2 separate regions of the Homo sapiens genome follow, and region 2 is linked to region 1. A link is an interaction called in ENCODE POLR2A ChIA-PET data of the cell type or tissue named here. Cell type or tissue: Panc1. All regions are shown on one strand. Links, peaks and the distances in the headings refer to the core of each region. The heading gives the core; the rest is flanking DNA.

Region 1 (2,925 bases), core at 103-2,602:
GTGTAACTACATTATCCATACTTGAAACAAGAATTTTGAAAAAGAGTCCAGGCACAGTGGCTCACGCCTGGAATCCCAGCACTTTGGGAGGCCGAGGTGGGTGAACTGCCTGAGCTCAGGAGTTTGAGACCAGCCTCGGCAACATGGCGAAACCCCAACTCTACTAAAATACAAAAAATTAGCTGGGCATGGTGGTGCGTGACTGTAGTCCCAGCTACCTGGGAGGCTGAGGCATGAGAACTGCTTGAACCTGGGAGGTAGAGGTTGCAGCAAGCTTATGGGTGACAAAGCGAGACTCTATCTCCAAAAAAAAAGAAAAAAGAGAAAAAGAATACTTAACTGCCAAAAGATTAAGCCTACATTTAGTCAAAAAACAGACAGAGAAGGCAGGAGAGACATATATACATGGATATAGGCAAAAACCAAATCATATATATTGCTAAATAAGAAAAGTTGGTCAGACGTCATGGCTCGCACCTATCATCCCAGAACTTTGGGAGGCTGAGGCAGGTGTATTGCTTATGTACATGAGCTCAAGAACAGCCTGGGCAACATAATGAGGCTGTCTCTACAAAAAATTATGCACTTGTGGTCCCAGTTACTTGGGAGGCTGAGGTAGGAGGATCACCTGGGCCCAGGAGGTCAAGGCTGCCATGAGCTGTGATCATGCTACTACACTCCAGCTTGGGTGACAGGTGAGACTCTGTCTCAAAAAAAAAAAAAAAAAAACCAAAAAAACCAAAAAACACTGTAATGTTGGCCAACTTTGGAGGATGCTAGAGAACCAACTTATTATTTTAAAAACTGGTATAATAAAGATCAAGTATTTATCTTTTTCTGATATAAACTATATCTCGGGGTAACTAAATTAGTGACAAGGAAAAGTTTTCCTTCATCAAAGTATTATTTCAGACCCAGTACAGTGGCTCATGCCTGTAATCCCAGCAGTTTAAAACCGGCCTGGGCAACACAGCAAAACCCTGCCTCTACAAAAAATTAGCTTGGCATGGTAGCTTGTGCCTTTAGTCCCAGCTATTCAGGAGGCTGAGGTGGGAGGATTGTTTAAGCCTGGGAGGTCAAGGCTGCAGTGAGCTGTGATTGTGCCACTGCACTCCAGCCTGGTGACAGAGTGAGACCCTGTCTCCAGTTAATAATTCAAAAAAAAAAAAGGTGTAATGTAACTGGGATACTAATATTTTATAACCTCTAATAAAATAATGGACATATATAATAAAAAATCATCCATGGTGCTAATATCACAAAAAGGAAGGACAAACAGACATTGTATCTCGTGATAGAAATACACAAGGCTATGGAGTGTATTCCTATTTACAAAAAAAAAAAACACAATTTATCAACTCAAAGGAAACACAAGGAACAGAGCAACATGCTTAAATTATACTAATTAGAATTTAGTCAGTAAAATTCAGACCATGGGAAATTATTTAACAGTTTCTTCAGCATAAATGTGAAAAGAAATAAAATCCCAGCACTTTGGGAGACTGAGGCAGGAGGATCACTAGGTAAGGAGTTTGAGACCAGTCTGACCAACATTGTGAAACCCCATGTCTACTAAAAATACAAAAAATTAGCCGGGTATGGTGGTGTGCGCCTATAATCCCAGCTACTCGGGAGGCTGAGGCAGGAGAATTGTGGGAATACGAGAGGAGGTTGCAGTGAAATGAGATTGTGCCATTGCACTCCAGCCTGGGTGACAGTGCAAGATCCCACCTCAGAAAAAAAAAAAAAGAAATAAACGTAATCAGAAAAATTTGAACACTAATTGGATAATGAATTTTAAGAGACTACTACAGTTTCTTTTAGGTGTGATAATGCATTTTAGGCCCCAAGGCTGATATATTTACAGATGATGTGTATTATGATATCTGGGATCAGCTTCAAGATAATTGAGAAGAGAATGAGAAAGGGTATAGATACAACAATATAAACTATTAGTTAATACTAGCTGAACTTGAGTGAGAGTATATTAAATTCATTTTATAATTCTCTGCACCTTTGGAAAATCTTCCATAGAAAAAAGTAGGACAGAAAGTGTAACATCTTACTCAAAACATGAACTTCTCCTAAGTTCAAATGTTAAGTCAAATGTTCAACAGTTCTTAAAGCAATCATGTGATTGAAGCTCATGACAAATTTCCTAAAAGTTAAGAAGGAAGTAACATAATGGACTGAAATGAAATCAAGGGCTGTATACTGTCTTATACGTAGTTGACTATATTTACTGTTATATTTTAGTTTAATTCTCCTAGTGTTTTCCCATATTAGCAAGAAACAATGGGAATCATGAGTCAGTACTCTCTTATTATGCAAATAAATAACAAGGGAATTTAGTCATCCAGGCAGGTGTCCCAAAACACATTATACCCTAGACACAGACATTTATTTATCTCAAATTAGATACTGAAGTCTCATCATTTCATAATCCTTACAATTTTATGATTCTCTATAAAATTCAAATATATATTTGTATAAGATACAAAATTCTTTACATTTGTTTATATTCAAAACAAAACATAAATTGTGGAACACTGAAAACTGTCAGCCTAAGTTTAATTAAGGAGAGAGAATGACTGGCTTCCTTACTGCAAAATAAGTGGTATGTACAGTCAAGCAATAATTCAGAAAGCTCTCCTCCAAACCATCTACTACATACAAATTTATTACCCTTAAATCCTTCTTAAACTAGAGAAGAGTTTAATATGCACAAAATATGCAAACCAACTGATAACACAGCATCTTCTTGGAGTGCTAATTTTATTCAAAGATTCATTCAAAGATTTATTCAAAGACAAAAATTCTGAATTTGTACTTTTAAAAAGTTTTGTCAGGTGAGGTAGGGAAAAAACATTTTGTCAAGTGAACTCACAAGCAAATCTGCAGCAAGGTGCTTTTATATTAAGAAAT
Region 2 (2,925 bases), core at 201-2,700, 100 kb before region 1:
TTCAAATGAGTGCCAGATTTTTTTTAAATTTTTATTTTAATCAAATAAGTGAACATAGTTTTAAAAATCAAGTAGCCAAAACTCATTTAAATATATACTTAAATCCATACATTGCACTGTATTTAAATTATATCTCAATTTTTTTTTTTTTTTTTTTTTGAGACTGAGTCTTGCTCTGTCGCCCAGGCTGGAGTGCAGTGGCGTGATCTCAGCTCACTGCAACCTCCGCCTCCCGGGTTCACACCATTCTCCTGCCTCAGCCTGCCGAGTAGCTGGGACTACAGGCGCCTGCCACCACGCCCGGCTAATTTTTTGTATTTTTAGTAGAGACGGGGTTTCACCGTGTTAGCCAGGATGGTCTCAATCTCCTGACCTCGTGATCCACCCGTCTTGGCCTCCCAAAGTGCTGGGATTACAAGAGTGAGCCACCGTGCCCGGCCAATTATATCTCAGTATTTTATTTTTTATTTATTTTATTTTTTTGAGATGGAATCTCGCTCTGTCACCCAGGCTGGAGTGCAGTGGCGCGATCTCGGCTCACTGCAACCTCTGCCTCCCGGATTCAAGCAGTTCTTCTGCCTCAGCCTCCCAAGGAGCTGGGATTACAGGCGTGTGCTACCATGCCTGGCTAATTTTTTTGTATTTTTAGTAGAGATGAGGTTTCACCATATTGGCCAGGCTGGTCTCGAACTCCTGACCTTGTGATCCACCCACCTCGACCTCCCAAAGTGCTGGGATTACAGGTATGAGCCACTGCGCCCGGCCTATATCTCAGTTTTTTAAAAGGTCAAGTAATGGGCCAGGTATGGTGGCTCATACCTATAATCCTAGCACTTTGGGAGGCCAAGGCAGGAGAAGCGCTTGAGCCCAGGAGTTCGAGACCAGTCTGGGCAACATGGCAAAACCCCATCTCTACAAGAAATATAAAAAATTATCTGGACATGGTGACATGGGCCTGTATTCCCAGCAACTTAGGAGGCTGAGGTGGGAGGATCACCTGAGCCCAGGAGGTCAAGGCTGCAGTGAGCTGTGATCACACAACTGCACTTCAGCCTGGGTGACAGAGTGAGACCCTTTCTCAAAAAAAAAACAACAACAAAAAACAACTTAAGTAATGTCTGGTATGAATTTATGACAAGGAAAAACAGCAATCCTACACCTCCCCATTACACAGATGAAACTACTTTCAACGTCTAGCTATTTCATCTACAATTTGCCTCCATAGTTATAAATGTCTTACTTATATTGTTATCTCTTGCATTCCTAGTGTGAAAATTGAGAATTGGCCTGGGCGCAGTAGCTCACGCCTGTAATCCCAGCACTTTGGGAGGTTGAGGTGGGTGGATCACCTGAGGTCAGGAGTTCGAGACCAGCCTGGGCAACATGGCGAAACCCCTTCTTTACTAAAAAATACAAAAAAATTAGCCGGGCGTGGTGGCAGTCGCCTGTAATTCCTGGGAAGCTGAGGCAGGAGAATTGCTTGAACCCGGGAGGCAGAGGTTACAGTGAGCTATGATAGTGCCATTGCATTCCAGCCTGGGTGATAACAGTGAAACTCCATCTCAAAAAAAAAAAAAATTGAGAATTGAATCATCTTACACCCCCTCTACACACACAGACACACACACACACACACACACACACACACACACATTCCCATTTTCATATATATACTGACACATGTGCACACTCACACACATACTCACACATACAAACACAATTACCTTCATTCTTCTAACATACTTGGGAGTTAGATCAGTTTTCAATGTTTGTACTACTTTTGCTATCTAAATATTATTCAGAGTAGAGCCTTGTGTACATAGATTATATTTTTTTGTGTGTACAGTTTATTTTTCCCTCCTGGAGTTGTTAATCATTATATTTATTCAGTTGATATTTTCTGTACCTATTACCAACTTATCCTGAAACTTTTCTGTAAAAAAATGAATCCCTTCTCAGATGTGATGGCTCACACCTGTAATCTCAGCACTTTGGGAGGCTAAGGCAGGAGGATCGCTTGAGGCCAGAAGTTCAAAACTAGCTTGAGCAACAAAGCAAGACCCCATCTCTAAAAAAATAATTTAAAAAAATTAGCTGGCCCGGCAGGGTGGCTCACGCCTGTGAGCCAGCACTTTGGGAGGCCGAGGCGGACAAGTTCAGAAGATCGAGACCATCCTGGCTAACACGGATGTAGTAGAAACCCCATCTCTACTAAAAATACAAAAAATTAGCGAGGCGTGATGGCACACACTTGTAATCCCAGCTACCCAAGAGGCTGAGGCAGGAGAGTGGCTTGAACTCAGGAGGCAGAGGTTGCAGCGAGCTGAGATCACACCCCTGCTCTCCAGCCTGGGCAACAGAGCGAGACTCTGTCTCAAAAAAAAAAATGCTGGGCATAGTGGTATGCACCTGTAGTCCTAGCTACTTGGGAGGGTGAGGCAGGAGAATCCCTTGAACCAAGGGATTTGAGTTTAAAATGAGCTGTGATCATGCCACTGCACTCCAGCCTGGGCAACAGAGCAAAACCCTGTCTCAAAAATAAAAAAAAAGAATTCTTTCTTAATATGTTTAAACCCATCAGGTAAGTGATTACTTCCATTATCTGCCTAGAGACATCTTCTGGAAGGCATTTATCTTCCCATTCCATTCTGGACTGACTGCTCTCTAGGCTTGATAAGCAGCCAGCCCTGGCATCTCTGCTTGCCTCATCCTGATTTATATCTGTACCTCCTAGATTTCAAATCTGCTTTCTTGATTTATTCCCTCATATTGATGGACCATACCTTTCAGGAGCTCCCTAAGAGAGTACAAGGAAATTAAAATGTTTGAGGCTACAAATATCTTCATTCTGGCCGGGTGCAGTGGCTCACACCTGTAATCCCAGCACTTTGGGAGGCCAAGGCAGGTGAAACATGAGGTCAGAGA

What was found. ChIA-PET counts read pairs that join two places held together with the same protein. Peaks named below come from ENCODE experiments on the same cell type or tissue, not always from the same donor. Only the 100,000 strongest peaks of a DNase experiment are listed, where the experiment ranks them.
Region 2: POLR2A ChIA-PET joins it to region 1 with 13 read pairs; 11 of 35 experiments call an interaction of 5 or more read pairs at or near these places.

The regions. Positions count from the first base shown.
Region 1 is chr17:59,769,411-59,772,335 of GRCh38, reverse strand. The region is part of intron 6 of VMP1 (vacuole membrane protein 1); the gene reads right to left. Among named protein-coding and RNA genes, the nearest start is that of VMP1, 63 kb to the right of the region's middle. In Panc1, for the core only: no CTCF peak of the experiment used is centred there; no DNase peak of the experiment used is centred there; H3K27ac peaks cover 2,500 bases.
Region 2 is chr17:59,871,423-59,874,347 of GRCh38, reverse strand. The region is part of intron 6 of TUBD1 (tubulin delta 1); the gene reads left to right. Among named protein-coding and RNA genes, the nearest start is that of TUBD1, 20 kb to the left of the region's middle. In Panc1, for the core only: no CTCF peak of the experiment used is centred there; no DNase peak of the experiment used is centred there; H3K27ac peaks cover 234 bases.